Linked DNA regions of Homo sapiens: all the other regions are linked to region 3. A link is an interaction called in ENCODE POLR2A ChIA-PET data of the cell type or tissue named here. Cell type or tissue: OCI-LY7. All regions are shown on one strand.

Region 1 (8,000 bases), 1.9 Mb before region 3:
ACCTTAATACCTATATAAAATGAGAAAGTAAGTGACTATCTTCTATAAGTTTCATGTGCTTATTACATCAACCTCACCTACACAGGTATTCTCATGTTCAAATTTCAGAACAACTGAAGGCAAATGTGACCTTTGGATTTTCTTAACATTATTTCCCTCTATCCTCGCAAATAAATGTAGCCTGACAATAACTGACCTTTTTATTTTTATTTTTGTAGAGACAAGGTTCACTATGCTGCCCAGGCTGGTCTCAAACTCTTGGCTTCAACTGATCTTCCCACCTCGGCCTCCCAAAGTGCTAGGATTACAGGCCTGGACCACCAATCCTGGCCCTATAATTGACTTTAAATATTAAATATCACTTTTATTGTCTTGTTATTCATGCTCTTCCCATACCTATGAATGTAAGAATTAGTTTTCTTCTATAAATGCAGTGATGACGGGGAACTGGCCCAATTCTCAGGAAGACAAATTAGAACAAAAATACTGCCACATATAATACAAAGTAAATTGGCCACACAGATAATTCAGAGTTGACATTTCAATTCCTCACCTCTTTCCTTTCACTACACTCTCCATATAGCTACCTTCTACATACATGAAGTTTCTGACTCAATCACTACATTTAACTACTTCATTCTTTGGCCCACTACCTAGAAATTCATTTTTGCCTTCTAACAAAGCTACAACTAGAATCTCCTTCATTTATTGGATTTGAACAACATAATTAGCTGACATTTATTAAACACCTGTGACATGACCAAATATTTTTACATAGTAGACAATTTAACCTTAACAATGCCTTTTTTTTTTTTTTAAATGGGAGACAGAGTTTCGCTCTTGTTGCCCAGGCTGGAGTGCAATGGCGCGATTTCAGCTCACCACAACCTCCGCCTGCCTCAGCCTCCCGAGTAGCTGGAATTACAGGCATGTGCCACCACACCCAGCTAAATTTGTATTTTTAGTAGTGACAGGGTTTCTCCATGTTGGTCAGGCTGGTCTTGAACTCCCAACCTCAGGTGATCCACCTGCCTCAGCCTCCCAAAGTGCTGGGATTACAGGTGTGAGAGCCACCACTCCCGGCCCAACAGTGCTTTTCTCATTATAATTTTTGTGGTCATCCTCACCTCACAGATGAATAAATTCACTCAGATTAAGCAATGTGCCCAAAATCTAAATAATCAATAAGCAAAAGATCTAATGTTAGCCACATCTGATTCTGAACTCAATATTCTTCCACCATTATATTAATGAAGAAAATGGAAATTGTTCCTGTGGCAGATATTTCAAAATGTTTACCATTCCAACTCCACTAGTAAACCTACACTGAATGGTTGGGGTAAGAGGCTTATAAGTGTGCACTATACCAAGTGACGTCAAGAGTCATCATCACATTGATGCCAGTTACTAATTTAGTTTCCTATTATTTTGACAGAAGAGGTAAATTTAATGTATCAACAAAAGCATGTAGCCAAGTGAAGGGTAATCAGTATCTGAATTAATCAAGTTTTCATTTCTTTCTTTGGAGAAAGAGTCTTGCTCTGTTGCCCAGGCTGGAGTGCAGCGGCACAATCGTAGCTCACTGCAACCTGGAAATCATGGGCTCAAGCAGTCCTCCCACCTCAGCCTCGCAAGTAGCTAAGACTACAGACACACACAACCACGTCCAGTTAATTTTTTATTTTTTATTTTTGTAGAGACAAGGGTCTCCCTATGAGAGCTCCTGGCCCCAAGTGATACCCCCATCCTGTGCTCCAAAAATGCTGGGATTACAGGCATGAGCCACTGCACCCAGCAAGCTTTCCAATTAATTTGAAGAGAAAACTTATCACTAAGACAATAGTACATACACAGACCAAATGCAAAGACTCTATAAGGCAGCAATTTAAACAAATTTCTATTGTGAACACTAGTTTTAATACCAAAAAAAATGTTTAAGATCATTTTTACAACAATTGGTGCTGTTTGAATGTTGTTGGTTTCTAATGTTTGTTCGGAGATGGAGTGTCTCTTTGTCGCCCAGGCTGGAGTGCAGTGGCGCGATCTTGGCTCACTGCAAACTCTGCCTCCCCGGTTCAAGCGATTTTCATGCCTCAGCCTCCCAAGTGGCTGGGATTACAGGCACACAGTACCACGCCCAGCTAATTTTTGTATTTTTAGTAGAAACGGGTTTCACCATTTTGGCCAGGCTGGTCTTGAACTCCTGACCTCTGATGATCAGCCCACCTTGGCCTCCCAGAGTGCTGGGATTACAGGCATGAGCAACCACGCCCAGCTGGTTTTTAACGTCTTTATTTTATTAACAAATCTATTTTGGTTTACAATACTGTGAGTTTTAGTCAAATGAGTTTCACTAACTGTTATAATTTATATCAACACCAATCGATATGGTACTTTCCCCCTTTAACGGGGGCTCTCAACGTTATTCATATAAAGAACATGCTTAAAGAAATGCATTTCACAAATATCAACAATTTCCATGGTGAACAAGTAATTCAGACCAAATAAAATGTACTTGGGTCAAGCTGTATCAAGCTGTCTACTCAAATCCTATTAATTTTCCCTTTTCAACCATGAACACGTTGTACTACTTTTTTCTTAAAACACTATAATTTCAACAACTGTTTTCATATAAGACAGATATTAAAAGTCATTTCAACATACAAAGCAATTCATCAACAGAATACTGTCAAAAAAATCCAACGAAGAATTTTCCCTTCCCTTAATTCTGTTTACCAAAGTTCCTATTAATAAAATCAATCCCCATTGGCTTTCATCATAATTTACCTCACTGAATGCAATTATGTCACTCAATCTGTATGCTTGTGGCAAATATTGGAATTCTCTAGAAAACAATCCATTTATATTAACTGGTGACTAATTTGCTTTGATTCAGAATGCTCAACAAACCAAAAGAACTCTGAGCAATGAACCTTTATGTTCTTAAGTAGTATATCAAATATGAGCTAAAATCAAGAAAGCTCATCAAACTACCAAGGAGCTGAAAAAATATATAAATGCTGAGTTGGAAGAAGACCATGCTTAAGCTAATTACTAGTCACTGAAATTTCTGATTTTTTAATATCTTAAGTAAATGTTAAGTTCTGCCAATAGTATGTTGCTGACATGGTCACTGGCACAAAAACAGTACTCCATAGGACTTCTAAAAACACATGATCAGTAGCCACTAATTTATTTATTTATTTATTTATTTTTTGAGACGGAGTTTCACTCTTGTTGCTCAGGCTGGAGTGCAATGGTGCGACCTCGGCTCACCGCAACCTCTGCCTCCCAGGTTCAAGCGATTCTCCTGCCTCAGCCTCCCGAGTAGCTAGGATTACAGGCATGCGCCACCACACCCGGCTAATTCTTTATTTTTAGTAGAGATGGGGTTTCTCCATGTTGGTCAGGCTGGTGTCGACCTCAGGTGATCCACCTGCCCTGGCCTCCCAAAGTGCTGGGATTACAGGCATGAGCCACCATGCCTGGTCGCCACTAATTATTAATGCAACTCAACTCAACTGCACACTAACACTTGAACATACATCACTCTTTCTTCCTCACTCACCAAAGAAATCAATCAAACAATTACATTATTTTTAAATTCTCATAGGCAGCTTGAATTCCTGTTTTAGTTTTAAATTAACAGCGTGGAGATGGACTATTTAATAACCATTAATTTTATGTACCTAATAGCTATGATTCTGGTTAACATAAAAACACTATTGAAGTCACAGATATAAGCTGCATGAGGGTGTTTCCAGTAAAGCCAACTAGGTTCTAAGCAGAATTCAATTTATGTAGCTATATTATAAATCACTTAACTACATTCCCCGCAGGGTATTTCTCAAATTGGGGCATCATGTTTAAGTCTGCCAGTTTTCAATCTACAAAATTATAGTTTCAGGGACAAATTGCTTTTTTTTTTTAATAAATATTATATTTTCGTTAGTAAATTTTTACTTACCTGGAAGGAAGTAGCACTAGAAAAGCTCTATTGAAGTCTTTCCTAAAATTCTCGTCTTCCTCAGGAACATAGCTATTTTAAATGTTGCAATAGGGAAAACAATACTTGGGAACCCAGGGGGGAAAGTGAGAGAGGAATAGTAAAGTGTGATACAATGAGAGTTTCATTGTATTCCTATGGGAAGTACTGGGAATTTAACAATTAACCATTCCACAATTAACCATTTTCTTTTTTTGTTTATGCAGACACATTTCTTAGTTTACCTAAACACAGTAAAGAGTACATCTTCCTTTTGAACATCTTTTCAACTAGTACTCAAAATCCTTAGACCAACCCTGAAACAGTAGAACCAAAATCTTCATATTAATACATTTTACTCTCATTATTTTCAAATATGTCTTTGTCTCTAAATCATTTCTAAGATTATTAAATCAACCCAGGATCAGTACCAATAGTATCTATAGATAGTTTTATATGACAAACGCTCACTGGCATTCTTGATTTTTAAAACTTTCATTCTAATCAAATCCAAATTATTCCTAATTTCTTAGAGATTCTATTTAACACCTTCCAGGTGGTTCTATATTCTTATGCAATCAGTTGTTCCCAGAAAAACTGAATAATAAGGAAACATACCTAAGAGAGGAGCTTGGGAGATTTTTTTGGTTGGGTATGTGTGTGTCTGGGCGTGTAGGCCTGGGGAGAGTGGTAGAAATACTAATTTGCAATACAGAAAAAACAATGCCATTCACATGGTTCTAACAAAAGTGTCTGACCACCCCCACCCCCACCCTCAAAAAGCCCTTAAATAAAGAGGAAGATCAAAAGAAAACAAAATAATTCCCGAGTTTCACCTCATACATACAATATAGCACAGGAAGTGGCAAAGTTTAAAATAATGCCTTTACTGTTAGGACTAGTATGCTGTCAAAAGCCACAATCCTTTTGTTTTAGTGAGTTGATTTTCAATAGAAAAATACAAATGAACATGTGTTTAAGTTCCAACATGGATTGAGCACCTCTGAATTTAGTATCAAATGATTAATTTTATTTTTCAGATGTCAAATCTTAGTATAAAATTTTCCATTATTTTAAACTTCACTTGAATCTTTAAAAAAGCTGTCTAAATTGTACTATATGAGTTCAGTTTAATCTTCTGTAAAATGCTAACAAATTGAACTGTCAGCAGTCTTTTAAAAAAAAATGGGGGCTGGGTTATTTCTAGAAGAACTCTCATTAAGCTTTGAAAATCAGAAATCAGAGACAAATAACTTCAAATATAGACTAGCTCCACAAGCAAATTTATACAATTATCTGTAACAGTCTATACATATATGTGTATATATATATACGTAACCACTTTCATAGGTAAAAATATTAACTTCATGTCACACTATGATCAGAAGTATTTCCAGTTAAAGTTTTCAACTTTGAACAACTAAAAATTAATTTAAACTCAGTTTGTTTCTTTACATTATCCAGCTGCTCTCAAAATGGTATCAATTCATTACACTAACTTATTATCATTTAAGTCATATTCAAGTTGAGTATGTTTAATGATACTAACATGTGCAAATCAACTACTTCAAACTCTTCTATTCCAATCCTCCTTTTTAAAGACGAATGTTACCTTTTTTGTAGCTAAGCACATCAAATACAAATACTTTAAAAAGAAAGTTTTATTCTAGCCTGCTCTCTATTTTAAAAAACACAAAAAGTGAAACCTATAAATATCAACATTTTGTGCCCCTCAAATATAGATAAAAAATTACTTACCCCACACACCTGCAGCTAAAGACTTATTGTGATTTGGTTCTCTCTCATACTCAGGATTTAAAGACGGCTGGAAGAAAGTTGGAATAAACATTTCACATTTTAAAAATAAATCATTTAAAACCAATCTCAGAATCATACATGTTGTAACTGATGAATCAAATATGACCAACTCTTAGCTACAGGTTGAATAACCCTAATCTGAAAAGCTACAAAATCTGAAACTTTTTGAGTGCCAGTGTCACGCTCTGCCTACTCATTGAAGCACTTGGATTTTGGATTTTCAGAAACAGGATGCTGAAATAATAAACGTAAAATCTGAAAAAAATCCAAAATCCAAAACACTTCTGGTCCCAAGCATTTCAGATAAAGGACATTCAGCCTGTATTAAACATGAATTACTCATAAACCTTACTCTCAGCTTACTTTGCTAACCATTAAACTAGTTACTATCTATACTAATTGCTGGTCAGAGAAAACAAGAGTGTGTTTAAGTTTCCTTATCCATAACTAAGAAAAAAGTCAGGGTTAAAAAACAGGCTACTCTGCCTATGGAGTAGCCATTCTCTTATTCCTTTACTTTCTTAATAAACTTGCTTTCATTTAAAACAAAAAAAAAAAAGAAAAGAAAAACTCAAGAGAATGGAGGTCTTTGCATCAGTCTAAGAAATAATCCCTCCTTAGCATAAGGTCAAGATCAGAGAAGAGGAAAATCAGATTTTTTTTTTTTGAAATGCAGTCTTGCTCTATCACCCAGGTGGAGTGAAGTGGTACGATCTCAGCTCACTGGAACCTCCGCCTCCAGGGTTCAGGTGATTCTCCTGTCTCAGCCTCCCAAGTAGCTGGGATTACAGGTGAGCAGCACCATGCCCAGCTAATTTTTGTATTTTTAGTACAGACGGAGTTTCACCATGTTGGCCAGGCTGATCTCCAACTCCTGGCCTCAAGTGATCCACCTGCCTCTGCCTCCCAAAGTGCTGGGATTACAGGAGTGAGCCACCACACCTGGACTAATAATAATTTTAATTTTTTTTTTCATTATAGCAACACATGTTTATTATCTCATAGCTCTGTAGATCAGAAGTCTGGGTTGGCTTGACTGGTTTCTCTGCTTCAGGTTTCACCAAGCTATAATCTGTGTTGACAGCATGGGTTATAGGAAGATTCACTCAAATTGTGGGCACAATCCAGTTTCTTGTAGCTGTAGGACTGAGGTCTCCATTTCCTTGCTGGCTGTCACCTGGGAATTTCTATTAGCTTTGAGAATTCTCTTTTTAGCTTTGTATCTGGGCAACTGTATCTCAGAGCCAGTGATTGCACATCAAATCCATCTCACACGTGAAAGCTCTTGGATTTCCTTTTCTGCTGCACATCTGACTTTAGCTGGAGAAACTTCTCTGCTTTTAAGGGCTCAAGTGATTAGACTGGCCCCAATAATTTTAATTTTTTAATAAAAACTTTGTAGATAATGGGTCTTGCTATGTTGCCCAGGCTGGTCTCAAATTCGTGGCTTCACTTGAACCTCCCACTTCAGCCTCCCAAGGTGCTGGGAAAACAGGCATGAGCCACTGAACCCAGCCCCAATTCTTAAAGTTGTCATCACTAGTTAACACACGCACTATCAAAGCCAAAGCCAAGTCCAAATCTGTATTTCAACAAGTGATATTCAGGATTATTAAAAACAAAAGTGAGATGAGCATTGAATGAGTGCTCTAAAGCTAATCTTGGTAGATGCGTTTATCCTCCAAAATCCTAAATTTCCAGTATTCTATCAGGTATTTTTCCTAGCACACAAACTGCCTCTTTTAAAGAAGGTACTTAATATATATTAAATAAAATCAATTTTAATATAAACATTTTAATCACCTAAAAAATGATTACTAACATTGTACTGAGATTATTGTAAAGCAAATATACATGCATACCACCATGATTCCTTCAGAGATACAAACTAAACAGAATTAAGATTTTGGCGGTGGTTACATGTGCATAGCATCTTTAAAGTATACTATTAGAAATTATACTCTGCCAAGTCTAGGATTATAATAGCCAATGACAACCACATCTTGAGAATGGGGGTGGGATATGAAAATAACAACAGCAATTAGTTTTTATTGAGTGCTTACTATGTGTCACACACAGTTTTAAGTAATTTAATTGTATTACTAATTTAACCCTCACAACACTATGAGAGTACTATTACCATTCCCAGAGTTTGTTTATACAGTTGAACCTTGAACAACACAAGTTTGAACTATGC
Region 2 (8,000 bases), 650 kb after region 3:
AATCAGACTGCAGAAGTGAGATCTGGAAACTGGAAGTGATATAGCAAATAGGCTACTGGAACTTGTGCCGCTGCTGTTGGCAAAGGTGGTCATTGCAATGTTGGGTTATACTGTGGCAGAGGTAGCAGAGGTTGTGCTGCTTTGGTTACTACTGGCGACAGCCAAGAGGCAGGACTCAGAGGAGTTACTATGGACCTAGCAGGTGTTGTACGGCTTTAAAGGTAATAGTTAAAATTAGCCTGCAGTCCTAGTTAGCTACTTGGGAGACTGAGGTGGGAGAATCTCTTGAGCCCAAGAGTTTGAGGCTGCAGTGAGCTGTGATTTCACCACTGCACACCAGCCTGGGTGACACAGAAAGATGCCATCTCTAAATAAAATAACACATACAAATATAATAAATAAAACATTTTTTAAAAAGTAGGCTGGGTGCAGTGGCTCATGCCTGTAATCCCAGAACTTTGGGAGGCTGAGGTGGGCAAAGAACGAGGTCAGGAGTTCAAGATCAGCCTGGCCAAAATGGTGAAACCCCGTCTCTACTAAAAATACAAAAATTAGCCAGGTGTGGTGATGCATGCCTGTAATCCCAGCTACTCAGGAGGCTGAGGCAGGAGAATCGCTTGAACCCGGGAGGCAGAGGTTGCAGTGAGCTGAGATCGTGCCATTGCACTCCACCCTGGGCAACAGAGCAAGACTCCATCTAAAAATAATAAATAAATAAATAAAAGTAATAGTTGCAGCAACAGTTTCCTGATCTCTGAAGAGCAAATTAGCTAATGTGTTCCTGGAGCCAAGAATTTCAGCAGCGGTCACCACAATCACAAAGGTGGAGAAGGAATAGCTGGCAGCTCCCATGGAGGACTAGCTCTATGCAGCAGTTCTTGGAGTTGTTCCTGGATTCCAAGCCCAGAGCTGTTATTCCAGTCCTTCCAACAATTTTGTAAGCACCTAATTCCCTATATTAAGTCATGTTCTCATGAGACAGCTAGAGTGGTGTCTGTTGTCTGCACCTAAATTCTATTACAGAGCATGCTAATACATAAGAATGAGAAAAGCAGCCTGACCTCTGGAAACTGGCCTGACACTTACAGCTAGGTCTTGTTGTTGTTAGGAACTAGCCTGGCACTTAGAGATGGGTCATAGTGTTCTTCTGTTGAATGTAAACAATTTCTCAGAACATCAGGATCTTCAAGGTCACTCTGTTGACCGTGATAGATCAAGATATAAACAAGACCACTGTGTATCATGTGTGAACACAGACAAAAATATGAACATTGCCCAAACCACAACAAGGACCAAACATCCCCCTGTTCTTACTAATCTGAGTGACTGCTGTTTCTTTACCAATTACAATCTTAGCCTCCCCTCTTTTTACAGAAGATTTATTAAGATACCCAATCATAGAATTACCCCTTCTTCCTGAGATCATCCAACCCATACAAAAGCCCTATTTCTTTTACTGCTCCCTAAATCACCTAATGCAAGCCTAAATCCGGTAAGTCCTCTCTAACTCCTTCTTACTAAGAGGGTTCCCCATGGTGTGTGGTTTCCTTCCCTGCAATAGTAATAAACCCAACAGATGTGTTCCTGCTGATCTTTGGCTGAAAGGCATGCTAAAGTTAAAAAAAAAAATGTCTGGGTAGCGGTCTTGTGTCACCCAAAGCACAATCATATGTATCAAATGATAAAAAGAAAATTATAAAAGAAAGGATAGACAGTAACATATAAGGCAATTGAAAATTACAGGCAAGCAATTATACAGTGAATTGGACAATAATACAATTTCTTGAATGTCCATTATAGTAGCAGTCTCCAGAGAGACAGAACCAATAAAATATAGACAGATAGATAGATAGATAGATAGATAGATAGGTAGACATGAGAGGGGATTTATTAGAATTGGCTTATATGATTATAGAGGCTGAGAAGTCTCATGACATGCTGTCTGTAAGCTGGAAACCCTGGGATGCTGGTAGCATGGCTCAGCCAAAGTCTGAAAGCTTTTACAGAATTAAGAAAGCTGATGGTATAATTATCAGTCCAAGATTGAGGGCCTGAGGGCCTGAGACCCGGAGGTGGGGGCCTCTGGTGTAAGCTCTGGAGTTTAAAAGCAAGAAAGGCTGGAGTTTTTGATGTCCAAGGTCAGGAGAATAAGAGTGGCCCAGTTACAGGAAAGAGAGAGAAAACAATCACCTTTTCCCTGCCTTTTTTGTTCTATCAAGTCCCCAGCCAATAGGATGGTGCTCACCCACATTGAGGGCAGATATCCCCGACTCAGTCCACAAACACACAAACCAGTCTCCTCTGAAAGCATTCTCATGAACCTTCCCAGAAGTAATCCTTCACTGGCTCTCTAGGTATTCCTTAATTCTGTCAAGTTGACACCTAAAACTAACTGAAACACTCACACTATGGCAGGCACTCATGACAGTCATTTACCTACATCATTTGACTTAATCATCTAACTACTCTGCAAAATAGGTATTTTAATTCCCATTTTATAGGTGAGAAAAACTGAGGCTCTGCAGTCCAGTGACCTACTTGGCAGAGGCCTACCACCTACTAAATAGCGGTTCTGGTATGCAAACTCAAGTTGCTAACAACTCTGTGTTTCCACCCAGTAGTAGAAATAATACAGACATTTCTGAATAAAAACAGTACTAGGTCTTCCACTCAGTGTTATTTATCAGAATAAGAACACATCTATTCAACAATATGTAATGGGTACCTACTATGAAGAAATGTTTCAAAAAAAAATCTTTGATTGGGTGCCCATTTCCTAGTTAAGGCTGAAAGTCAGTTAATAGTTTTTTGATCTCTGTTCTGGGAAAAATATAAAATCCACAAAATGAGAATACAAGTAAGCTACACAAAAATCTCTGTGCCTCTTTCTTAAAAGATAAATTTCATATGAAGTGGACAAATAATGTACCAGCTTGATACTTAACAGTAAAATTAAAGAAATGAGAGGAGTTTACTACATGGAAGAAATGTCATTAATACATACAATGTGAGTTCATGATTGAATTTCATCACCACCAGTCATTTCTGCACTAGGAGAGGTTATAAAAGTGGTTAGCTACTTCCTACATTTTGAAATAATCACATAGTTGTAAGAAAAAGCCTCTGTGACCATCCCCTCAAGTGTAGGAGAGTGAGGAGTGTCTGGATCAGCTCAGGTATCTGGGGGTAAAAGATGAGCTTTTACAAGCAGAACAAAGAAACCAGCATAATTAATATTTGAACATTGTTTATTTTTATATGGAGAAGACTGAAAAAAGGAAGCATAGTTACCCCTTGACCTGACTCTTGTTACCCTGTGACAACAGAAATTGTTCAAGAAGCTGCCAGCAATCCAGAGTAACTAGAGGGGAAAGGAGGATGTAGGGGATTGTGGTGTATACTTTGGTTATAAGCAACAGAAATCCAACCCCATTTGACTTAGGCAAAAAGCGGGCTTTATTGGTGGTGGAATCAATGAAAGGGTAGGAACAACTATGTTGCAAGGAAAGCAGGGATGCAACGGACTTCAGGAGTGACTGAACCAGTACCTGGAACATACTAAGCCTTCAATAAATAATGTTAAATTAAAGAATGAACTAGAGATTGGAATGAAGCTAAGACTGTCTTTGTCTGGCTTCATCCTTCTCACAGATTCATCTTCCCTGCTTGGGATAATATATGGCCACTGACTGCTTATGAGGCTTACATCCTATGACTTCTGCTGCCAGAGAGGACTAATGTCAAGCACTCTCGGTTCCAGGTGGAAAAATCCCAGGAAAAGACTGATTGGGCCAGCTGGGGTCAGGTTCTTTGCCTCCAGGCCAATTAGCTGTGGCCAGCATGGCAAGGTCACATAGTTCCTACAATGGTCATGTGAATTTCAGTGGGATGTGGGGGCAGGCTTGGGAAGTAGGGAAGGAGGAATCTGGGTAAATTAGGGTGCTGTCTTCAGCCTGAAAAGAGGGATGGTACTAGAGATAGCCCTTAGGAAACATATTACTGTATCTCTGTATTAGTTTGCTAGGGCTACCATCACAAAGTACCACAAAGTAGGTGGCTTACACAACAGAATTTATTTCCTCACAGTTCTGGAGGTGAGAAGTCCAAAAAGAAGGTATCAGCAGAGGTGATTTCTTCTGAGTCTTCTCTCCTTGGTGTCTTCTTGTCTTCACATGGTTTTGTCTCTGTGCCTGTCTATATCCTACGGACACCAGTCATGTTGAATTAGGTTCTACCCTAATGATCTCACCTTAACTTAGTTGCCTCTTTAAAGACCTTATCTTTAAATATAATTACATTTTGAGACACTGGGGGTTGAGACTTTAACATATAAATTTAGGACAAGGGGTGGGATGGGGGGAACACAAGTTAGCCCATAACAGTCTCCAATAAGAATATTGTTAAAGATGTTTATTACATAGTGTCTTCTTTAAGTTCTTCTTGATGTGAGTATCAGAAAGAGTTGTGTGGCTTCTTTTTAGATGATTGGAACTATAGTTTGCCCAAATGATCGTGTTTTTCCTTTATTACTGGCTTTTCTGAGCCCCATTTGCTGATGTGCAACCCATTTGGAGCAAGTATATAGGACTTCATGGTATGAATTTCTGTGAAGTCCTATTTTACAGCTATATTTTATGTTACTAACTTGGGTTTCCTTTTTCCTTTCTCACACATTTGTAATTTGTCTTACCTTGTTGTATGGCATAAGTATCTGTATATTTTGTGCATACCATTTATGGCAGCAGTCCGCAACCTTTTTGGCACCAGGGACTGGTTTTGTGGAAGACAATTTTGCTACAAATGTGGGGGGAGGTTTTGGATGATTCAAGCATGTTACACTTACTGTACACTTTATTTCTATCATTATTACTTATTCACCATAATGTAGAATCAGTGGGAGCCCTGAGCTTATTTTCCTATAACTAGATGGTCCCATCTGGGGGTGATAAGAGATAGTAACAGATCATCAGGCATTAGATTCTTATAAGGAGCATGCAACCCGGATCCCTCACATGTGCAGTTCACAATAGGGTTCACGGTCCCATGAGAATCTAATGCCACTGACCAGACAGGAGGCAGAGCTCAGCCAGTAATGCTCACTCACCCACCACTCACCTCCTGCTGTGCAGCCGGGTTCCTAGCAGGCCATGGATCCTCAATGGTCCATGGCCTGGGGGTTGGGGACCCCTCCTTTATGGAATAAAGTGAAATATTAATACCTAGATAAATAAGCTCTAATTCATCAACTGTAGTTACATAAGCAGAACATTATCAAGAAAAAGCAGAGAAAACTTCCATGCTAATAATAAATGTCCTTTGTAATAAGTCACCTCAGATCTTTTTTTGGAAGGAAACAGAACCTATAAAAGACTATATAAATCAGGAAAAAACAAGATGTGTCACAAAACATTTTTTAAAAATCTAACAGTAACTAGGCAAATTGGTGCTTAAATTAACACAAACTGGTAAAAATAAGCATCCCTAAATTGATTTTTCCATATATTTTCCTCAAGGTAGACAAAGTGTAGAAGGAGTCGGATCGTTGCCAGACTGAAAGCATTTTTCTGAGCTCCATCAACTTCTATTAATGGGCAGTGACGCCACTCTGGCCCCAAGCCAGCCACCCATCACACTTCGATTTGTTCGACAGGCTGGCTGGAGGCAGGCATTGCATCAGAAACCTGGCACCATAAACAGCACTGGTTTAAGTAAAGCACCTCCAGAGAGAACTGACTTCTTGTGCCATCAGCAGAGAGCACAGGGCTTCCTCCCAGGGGGCTGCTTGGTGTTGAAGGGCAAACTGACTGGACCCCAAGAAGCAGCACCTCCTAGGGTCTCCGTGGAGCCTCTAAATCACTGCCCCCCAATCCCCACACTGTGAACAGCTAAAGTAGAAATTAACCCAAACAGCCTGGGAACTGTTGGTTCTATTTCATTTGGTTAATGTGGTGGTCCTCCCAAATGTATTTTCAAAGGTACATGGGCTTTTTCTGAATTCTCTGCTTCATAGGCTGTCCCAAATTACATTCAGTGGTGTCTTGGCATGAATTCCAAAATGGCAGTTTAAAGGGAATCCAGCAAGTGACCACAGTGCTCCAAAGGGTGATAGAGGTATCAGTGCTCCTAATGGGGACATGTGTGCTGTGGTATCCTTTCCCAACTAAGTTGGAGCATGGGAGATAAAGATAGGAAGGCGAGGGGAGGAAAGGGTTTGAAATATCATACAGGCTTCCTAGACCTGAAAAACTCACAAATAGATGAAGTGGAGCATGTAACCCAAGACCACAAGGACTTGTAAAGGCAGAATAAAATATCCCTCCAACAGGCTCATGCAACGCAAACAAGACATTAGGGAAAAACTGAGGACATCTGAAGAAAGCATAGACTTTTGTTAACAATAATGTGTCAATATTGGTTCACTAATTATTACAAATGTACCATCCTATTGTAAAATGTTATTAATAGGGGAAATAGAGTGCAGTAGAGAGAAATTTTATGTACTATTTTTAAAATAATTCTTTAAATCTAAAACTGTTCCCAATTAAAAAGTATTTCTAATATACAGGTACACATACATACACTTCCAATATATTTGCTTTAAAATAATCCAGGAGGCAAGAGGAGATATTGGTGGGGGCATTGTCAGAGGAAACAAGATTAACTATGACTTACTAATGATTAGAACTGGGTGACGGATACATTACATTATCCCTTCTACTTTCATACATATTTGAAATTCTCCATAATAAAAATTTCAAAAATATATGCTCCCATTAAGTTGTGAACTGAAAAGATAAGTATATAGCATACATTTACGATATATATATACACATCTCTTACAAAAACCACTTTATGTATACATACACTTAGATATATACATATACTTAGACATATACAGCCAGCTCTTTCATATCTGCAAGTTTCACATCTGTGGATTCAACCAACTATGGATCAAAAATATTCAGAAAAATATACAAAACAATTAAAAATACAATACAAATAATGCAAATAAAAACAATACAGTATAACAACTAGCTACAAATCATTTATATTTTATTAGGTATTATAAGTAATCTAGAGACGATAAAAGTATATAGGAGAATGTGTGTAAATTATATGCAAATACTACACCATTTTATACCAGAGAGACTTGAGCATCCTCAGATTTTGGTATCCATAGGAGTCCTGAAATCAATCCCCCAAGGATATTGGGATGACTGTATGATATTCTGTATATTCATATATGTATATACCAATTTATATATCATATAAACCATTTATATATACATATATGTGTGTGTGTGTATATATATACACACACACACACACACACACACACACCCCTATAAAATAGCAAACAGTAAGAAGAGCTTTAGTCCAGGCTACTTTTTTGCTATGTGAGTGTATGCATACTTTGCAGCCAAAGAGTAGTGTCTTTATCGGTGCTACAGACTGTGGACTTTTCGTTTTGCATGACACACCAATCGTATTAGCCTGTGTCAAAGAATATGCTTCAGTGGCTTTCTTTTGATTGGGATGTTAGGCCAAGTCCCAGCACCATCTTCCCCCTAGAATCAATGGCACACACTGGGTTCTTCAGTGTGATGAAGTGTGACCCCGATGGGGTCAGAGCCAGTGGAGCCATAGCTTTGGAAGGACATTTTTCTCTGTGGTGTTAAAGCAGGCTGCTCCAGTTCTGGGTTTGATCTGAGTGAAAACTCTTTAGCCACCTACGATGTGAAGCTGGGACTGATAAGCTCCCCTGCACTTTGCCTGCCACACTCCTCACAGCTGATAGAGCAGTGCCATCAACAGATGGAAGCCATTAATAAGAGAGAACCCGGCATTCTTTTTCTGAGAGTACCCCATTAAGCTCTTCTTCCTACATCCCTTTCAAATGAGAGGCACCAGTGAGAGGTGACAGCGTGCTGGCAGCCCTCGCTTGCTCTCGATGCCTCCTCGGCCTGGGCGCCCATTCTGGCCATGCTTGAGGAGCCCTT
Region 3 (8,000 bases):
AACCCAATATATGCAAAATACTATCATTTCAATTATAACCAAATTAAAATTAAGGAGATATTTTACAATTTTCATATTAACGTTTCCAATTCTGGTGTGAATTTTACACTCACCGAACATCTCAATTCTGACAAGTCATATTTTAAGTGCTCAACAGCTACGTGAGGATAGTGGCTATTATGTCACAAAATGCAGCTCTAGGGATGAGGACAGTTTACAGAAGATACTTGAGGATACAGGAGCAAGTTAAATGGCAGTTTAAGAAAGCAAATCCAGGATGTGGGAAACTCCACAGAATAGATGACCTGGTTTCTCCCTTCACTCATCCCTCCAAAATAGAAATCAATGGCAGAAAGAAAAAAGAGGGAGGCTGTTGTAGCATAAAATACTTAAGGGACATAACAATAAAAACAGTGTAGGGTTTTGTTTGAATCCTGATTCAACTACCAATGATCAAAAAACATCCGAGACAACTGGGGACATCTCACTGCAGATTCAGTATTTAACGATATTAAGGAATTATTGTTAGTTTTGTTGGATGACATAAATACTGAAATATTTAGGGAGAAAAAACAACTTGCATTTGATTAAAAAAAAAAGATGTAGGAATAGACTGATCATGACTTGATATTGGTGAAGCTGAGTTATGAGTACATGAAGCTCTTCATACTGTTTTATATATAAAATACATAGTTTGACAATTCTCATAAAGTTTTTTTAAAAAGTACTCACTGGCTGTGCACAGTGGCTCACATCTGGAATCCCAACACTTTCAGAGGCCAAGGTGGGAGGACTGCTTGAGGCCAGGAGTTTGAAACCAGCCTGGGCAACATACTATGAGACACCCGTCTCTACAAAACATTTTTAAAATTAGCCCGATATGGTGGTGTGTACCTGTACTTCTAGCTATTCAGGAGGCTGAGGTGGGAGGAATGCTTGAGGCCAGGAGTTCGAGGTTACCATAAGCTGCTAAGCACCAGTGCACTCCAGCCTGGGTGAGAAAATGAGACCCCATCTCTAAAAGGTAAAGAAACTATTTTTTTAAAAAGCATCCACTTGATCTAGAATACTAAATAAAGGGCAAGTTCCTCTGAAGTTCCATGATTTGCCCTCCTATGTTACACAGATCAGATGAGAATCACACTATGCATAATGTTAGTATGGCCACTGCAATCAGGCAAATAGGATTTTTTCTCTTTTTTTTTTTGAGATGGAGTCAAGCTCTGTCGCCCAGGCTGGAGTGCAGTGGCACAGTCTCGGCTCACTGCAACCTCCACCTCCCAGGTTCAAGCCATTCTCTTGTCTCAGCCTCCCAACTAGCTGGGATTACAGGCGCCTGCCACCAGGCATGGCTAAATTTTGTATTTTTAGTAGAGATGGGGTTTCGCCATGTTGGTGAAGCTGGTCTCGAACTCTTGACCTCAGGTGATCTGCCAGCCTCCGCCTCCCAAAGTGGGATTAGAGGCGTGAGCCACCACGCCCGGCCAGGATTTTTTTCTTAAAAATATCTAGAAGACCTTGCTAGAAGTGTTGGTAGTAAACAAAACCCTTTAAGCTACTAACGTTCTCCTGTGTTTTCTTATTTCCTTTCTCTAATATTCATTTCCTAATATAATGAAATGTAAATTAGATTTTTATTTCCTCTTTTCACTTTGGAAGGCTGTCAAACAGCTTACCCCAACTAACCTGCAAATAAAACTCATTTTATCCTAGCAAATTTGAGGTAAAGTATATACTAACATGGTAAATTATACATGTATTGTCTTCATAATATCATAGTTGCCCATTCAAACACTCTAGCAACTATTACTTCCTGTCTTGAAAGAAATAAAAATAATTGGTCCTCCTTTCTTATTTTCTCTGAAAAGCTTCCCCAAACTCTCCCAATCCAACTTAATGCGAGTAGACTATTTTTCCACTTTGTTCCACTCATTTCGCACTCCTGATAGAATTTTCTCTTATCCCTCTAATCTCTTATTTAGGCTTATGTACCCTCTCCAGAAGTTCTGTGTTGTGTCACTTACTTCCCCACAGAGATCTCTATCTCAAGGAGACCAATTCAAATGATATTCAAATATATACCTCCAGTCCTGGTCTCTCTCCAAAACCCTATTAAAACTACCCAGTGGACATTTTCCTACAGACATACTAGCATCCCTTCACATTGTCTCAAGCCAAATTAATGTTATCACTATATCAAAACCTCTGAACGTCCCTGTTTTTTTCACCCTGACATGCAAATTAAACATCTCTTTTGACTTCCTTTCCCTTGTTTTCCTTAATTAATGAAGGCCTGTCCATTTTTTCCTTAACATGTTCGTACCTTTCCATTCCTCTGCCACTGCCTGAGTTGAGGTTCTTTTCATCTTTACAACCAGATAACTAACATAATTTCCTAATTTACTTTCTCACTGTCTATCTTCTTTCCCTATACTATTATAGTACTCTGCCAACCACTGCCAAATTAATTTTCCTAAACTATCATTCTACTTATCCAATCACCTTGTTCAACAGGGTTTTAAAAATGAAATCAAAACTCCTCTGCTTGATATTCAAGGCCCCTCATGTTCTCAAATCAATGTATATTCCCAGTCTTATCTCTTGTAGTCCCTAAATGAAACAGTTCCTCTTGCTCAATTTATGCTCCTAAAAACAAACAAACTTGGCACCATTAACAACACAATTTCCTTAACTCAGAATATTCTCTTGTATATAAATAAGCCTTCCTGAAAGTCAGAAATAGGATCTCCCTTTCTTGAACTTTTATAACACTTAATTGTATATATCATTCATTTTAAGTTAACGACCTCCTCACCTATACTGTAACTCTTTAATGGGTACCTGTTCTCTTTCCCTACACCGAAAATTCCTTGAGAGCAAAATCATGTCTAATTTAATTTCAAGCATCTATTGGGTATCTGGCCCCACAATGCCAAGAGTATATTTTGTTGATTGTTAATTAATCATCTTACTTTATTTAATACAAGTAATAGCTTTTCCTTGTTCTACTATAAACAGATCTGTACACTTTCTGGTGGCTGTATGCACCAGTCTAAACATATGGGTAGGGTCCAGTAATTTTTAAATTTTTTCTCAATAAACTCACGATAGCTACCATTTATTAGTGATAGCTAGCTAACCACTGTTAGGCACTTTACACGTGTATCTCATTGAATCCTCATATCCACCAGTGGTAGGCACTATTATCTCCATTTTACGGAAGAGAAAACTACTACATCTTGGAGATTAAATGTCTCTCCCTTCTCATGTTATTATCTGCCCTTTCCCCTCCAAATCAATTCATATCATTTTTTCTAAACCTTTTCACCTTTTACTCAACTAATCATTCGTTTTGTTTATTAACGACTATGTGCCAGGTGTTGTGCTGATGCAGGAGACAACCGCGAAGATGGGGACAGAATCAGTAACATCGACGTAAGGGAATTGAAGCAGAAGATCACGCTGCCTGCAGACACCAGGAAACGCCAAGACCCCCCTTCCACGAACCAACATTCTTCCACCCTCTCCAACTTTTTTCTGGAACCCCTTCACTTCCAACGCCACTCAATGTACACTTCACTTTCTCGTGCTCTTCCTAAGAGAGTAGTGTTTTCTTCCTCCCCACCGAGAAAAAAAATAAAAGCAACAACTGGAACTTCTTCCTTACCCTGCCTTGTCTGCAGACCCTGGAGGCCCCTTCCATTTCCCCTTGTCCTTTTCCTTGTCTTTTTTGGTTCCCGCCGCAGTGGTCGAGTCGCCCTCGAACACGCTGAACAGCTCATCTCCGAATGCGTCCGCCATTTTTGGGAGCAGTGAGAGCAAATCTCCCTCCTACCCACGATGCCCCGCGACCGAAGACAGTGACGTCTCGTGAAGGCTCAACAGTGGCCCGCAGGAGACAAAAGTAGTCGAGTCGCGCAGCCGACAAAAATGTTCCCCTGACTTTTTTTTTTTTTCCTGCTTTTCTTTCCTTTCCTTTCCGACCTAAAGTGGATAAGCTGCTCAGTGGATAAAGAGCGAGGGCGGCGCGTGGCGCCTGGCGTGTGGCAGGCAGCTGGCGACTCAAGGAGGCGGAGCCTGCTGAATTCGACCAATTGCGAGGCAGCGGTCGCCCCGGCCCGAGAAGCCCGGATCGAAGCGCAGGGTGGCAGCCCCGGAGCCGGGGAATGTGAAGAGCTCTCGGCTGTGCAGTGGTACCGTCGGGGCCTGGGCCGCGAAGGATCTTCTGCCACAGCTGCAACATGGGCGGCAAGAACAAGAAACACAAGGCTCCAGCGGCCGCGGTGGTCCGGGCCGCCGTGTCTGCTTCCAGAGCCAAATCTGCCGAGGCTGGAATTGCCGGGGAGGCCCAAAGCAAGAAGCCAGTGTCCAGGCCGGCCACCGCTGCCGCTGCCGCTGCCGGCTCCAGGGAGCCCCGTGTCAAGCAAGGTACGAGAGGTCCCCCAGCCCCTGGCTGTCTGCCCTGAGACCTTGCTGCTTGTCCTGAGGAAAGGGCCTTAGAACCCGGGAGGAGCTTCGGGCCCAACATTTCTATTTCCCAACACTCGAGCTGCTACCTCCCCATGGGGTGGCCTTGTTTTAGATTAAAAAAGTCTAAGCTCTTTGGGCCTCCAAAATTCTGACAGTAGCCCTGTTGCAGCCTGGCATTTCTCTTTTAACTCACACTTCTCCCCCTTCTAAAAACAAAATAATTGCATTAGCTCCTGTTTCAGCAGGAATTCATCCTGAGCACCATCTCAGCTAGCTAGGCTAACGCAAAGACGAGTACTGAGTGGAGTTCCTGACCTCCTGGTGCCAGCCAGCCCCATTTTCTGTCAGTTTTTCATATCATTTTCAGCAACAATCTAGTGTCTCCATGCGTTCTGGAAAAATCAATACTTAATAAAAATTACAGGACTTACACACTGGTTACACACTGGTTACGTGTAATCTATTGTAAAATTGTCTGCCCTCGTTTCTGCCGCCATGCAGTTTTGCTTACTGTACAAATTGATTTGACAACTCAACTTATAGATGGCCGATTCCTGCTGCAGATGAGCAGGCCACATATTACGGTTGAGCTCAAAAGATGAACAATTACATTCTGTTGTGTTCTTCTCGGGTTGTTTGCTTGTACTTATTGGAGTATTCAAGAAATATTTGCTGAGCATTTATGTGTATATATGCAAATATTTAGTATGTGTCTGATAAGATGTGAGGAATGTGATGAGCAAAAAGAGACATCACCTCATGGAGCTTGCCAGTCTAATGTCAGAGATAGGTATTAACTAATAGGTAACGCACACAGACATATTTATAGCCTTATAATAGATAAGTGCCACAAAGAAAAGCCAGGGAAGACAGTTTAACAGGGTAATCTAATTTTTCTCGGGATGAGCAGGTATCATGGATGGTGTCTGGAAATGTAACAGTTAAGCTGAGATGAGGAGAATGAAAAAGGAGTTAACTCTGTGAAGCATGGCAGAAATTAGTATTCCAGGCGGGCGTAATGAACATCATGTGTAAAAAGTTTGAGTCAGGAAAGAGCTTGGGGCTCTTGAGGAATTCACAGAACATAAAGCATCGCCAAAGGATGAAATGAGATGAGACTGAAAAAGTAGGCAGGTACCAGACCTTTACCTAGAAGGTGGAAACAGTTCTTTGCCCTGCGATTTATTGTAGTGTTAGCTACAGAGTTAGCATACTTGTAATTACAAATACATAGAATTTCTCCCTGACAACTATGGCAGTTTTATTCTGTGGATCAGCCTCTTTTTTACTTTTCCTTTGTCTTTTACTGACATTCCTCTGAATTTGAACCGATAGTCATTTGTTGTATTCTTTGAATTCCCTTTCCTCCAGCCCCAAACTGTGACCCTTTCTCAAGGTGTCAATCCTTGACAGTATAGTTCACTCCTAAAGCCCTTCTAGGAGTGTTCATCTATTTCCATTACTTCTATCTTTTCCTTTGTAGATGGCCTCTCTTCCAAGCTCAAGTTGGCAATTTATACATTTTGCTGGATTCTCTGACCCTATTTTTTGCAAGCATCTCAAATTTAACAGGGCTAGTACTAAACCACTCTTCTTTCCCCAAACTAACTTTTTCTTCGACTTCCTTGTTTCTGTTTTTCCATATTTCACTTTGCATTTGTGTAGTTCACATCCTAGTCTTGGTACCTGTGAATTCCTGGAGTAGCAACGAAGTCTTTTAATAGGGCTCCACAGCTGTGCTCATTTTGCTTCCTCCAGTTGGTCTTGCATATCAACATCAGACTGATCTTCCAGAAATGCTGCTTTGGTCGTAACACTTCCTATTTTCTTCCATGGCATCCTCACTGACTTTGCAATAAAATCCAAATCATTTAGCTAGCTTCTAAAACCCTCTTTCTAACCTTTTAATAATTCCTCTATTCAACTATAGCAAGTCTGGTGTGTTTTCATTTCTCCAAATGGAGCTCTTAGCTTTCTCCTTCCTCGTATTTATTCTTGCCATGTTTTTCTTCATGGAGTGCAATCTGTCCCTAACATCATCTACCAAAACCTTAAAATACCCATTTCAGATAACAACTTCCTTTTGAATTCTTCCTGCTATTCACAACTGACGTATCATAGTTGTTTAAATCATTCTTTTTGATAGTTAGTTCTTGCCTTATGATATGTAAAGAATTATATGTTTTATATATCCAACAAAATTACAGGAGGTAGGAACAGTTTTATGGATATGTGTTAACATTTCCCCAGTATCTACTCTAGTGCTGTGCATATTGTCATGAAGAAAATTACTTGGATAACTGGTAAGGAAAGTTCAAAGGAATTATTAAGACCAAGAAATCAAGAGAAAAAAACTAGAGGTTATCTACTAAATTTGCACATAACTTTTGGGTTTATTTTAGGGTGCTTTTAATATATAGTATAACGTACAATAAACCTATTTTGGAGAAAAAAGTGGAAAAATGCTCAACTCTGTGTAGTTCCTAATGTAGATGTAATGGTTCTACTCTACTTCCGTCCCTCCTTATCTTTCCAATTTGACGGCACAGCTGGTCAAAATTGTCCTCTATCGTAGAGGTTCAGAATCACCAAATGGCTTGCACAACAAGTAATACCAGTCTTGTTTTTTTTTTAATTTCATTTGCTCATGAAAGAATTTCTGAAGAGGCCGAATAGGGAGGAGGGTGGGGAGAGGTTCAGTATTAAATAGGATGGTCAGGGAAGGAAGGCATCATATAAGAAGGTGGCTAGGCGCAGTGGCTCACGCTTGTAATCCCAGCACTTTGGGAGGCCGAGGCAGGCGGATCACGAGGTCAGGAGATTGAGACCACGGTGAAACCCCGTCTCTACTAAAAATATAAAAAATTAGCTGGGCATAGTGGCGAGCGCCTGTAGTCCCAGCTACTCGGAGAGGCTGAGGCAGGAGAATGGCGTGAACCCGGGAGGCGGAGCTTGCAGTGAGCTGAGATTGTGCCACTGCACTCCAGCCTGGGTGACAGCAAGACTCGGTCTCAAAAAAAAAAAAAAAAAAAAAAGTGACATTTGAGCAAGCAAAGGAGGCAGGTAAAGTAGTTACACAGATGACTGGGTAAAGAGTCTCCTGGGGAGAGGGAACAGAAAGGCCTTGAGATGCAAGCCTGGAGTGTTCTAGAAATAGCAAGACCTTTCCCCATCTTTCTTTTACTGTCCTTCTCTTTGCCTTTCTTTTCTTTTCTTTCTTCTTTCCATTCCTGTGCTTTAGAAGTGCCACTTCCTTAGCCTAAGTATAATTAAGCTGCTTTATCATGTTATGACTGAGACCAAAATAAGAGGTTCAGTAATTTAAGTTTTCTCTTCCAACCAAGAGGCTTGTGTTTCTGAAAATCCTTGAACCTAGTTGAGGCTTAAAATTTTAAGAGGGGAATAAGAATTGGGAATGGATGTCATAAATTTATGAAAGCCATTATAAATTTTTTTTTAGGGTCACTAAAATAGAAAAAGTGCTATGAGGAACAGAAAATAGTGACTTGGTAAACATTAAATGGAGAATG

Evidence for each region. ChIA-PET counts read pairs that join two places held together with the same protein. Peaks named below come from ENCODE experiments on the same cell type or tissue, not always from the same donor. Only the 100,000 strongest peaks of a DNase experiment are listed, where the experiment ranks them.
Region 1: POLR2A ChIA-PET joins it to region 3 with 10 read pairs; 2 of 35 experiments call an interaction of 5 or more read pairs at or near these places.
Region 2: POLR2A ChIA-PET joins it to region 3 with 12 read pairs; 2 of 35 experiments call an interaction of 5 or more read pairs at or near these places.

Annotation. Positions count from the first base shown.
Region 1 is chr5:57,233,776-57,241,775 of GRCh38, reverse strand. GPBP1 (GC-rich promoter binding protein 1) reads right to left here. Exons shown (of 12, transcript NM_022913.4): 6 at 5,744-5,810. Among named protein-coding and RNA genes, the nearest start is that of GPBP1, 64 kb to the right of the region's middle. In OCI-LY7, no CTCF peak of the experiment used is centred here; no DNase peak of the experiment used is centred here.
Region 2 is chr5:54,649,483-54,657,482 of GRCh38, reverse strand. No RefSeq gene overlaps it. Among named protein-coding and RNA genes, the nearest start is that of LINC02998, 91 kb to the left of the region's middle. In OCI-LY7, no CTCF peak of the experiment used is centred here; no DNase peak of the experiment used is centred here.
Region 3 is chr5:55,303,815-55,311,814 of GRCh38, reverse strand. DHX29 (DExH-box helicase 29) reads left to right here and starts at 4,121. Exons shown (of 27, transcript NM_019030.4): 1 at 4,121-4,428. The coding sequence starts at 4,242. MTREX (Mtr4 exosome RNA helicase) reads right to left here and starts at 3,826. Exons shown (of 27, transcript NM_015360.5): 1 at 3,668-3,826. The coding sequence starts at 3,801. LOC124900979 (a long non-coding RNA gene) reads left to right here. Exons shown (of 2, transcript XR_007058774.1): 2 at 3,378-3,666. RefSeq lists enhancers at 3,573-4,052, 4,193-4,452. In OCI-LY7, CTCF peaks have their summits at 2,983 and 3,188; DNase peaks (open chromatin) are centred at 3,194, 3,404, 3,844 and 4,104; H3K4me3 peaks cover 5,801 bases; H3K27ac peaks cover 2,116 bases.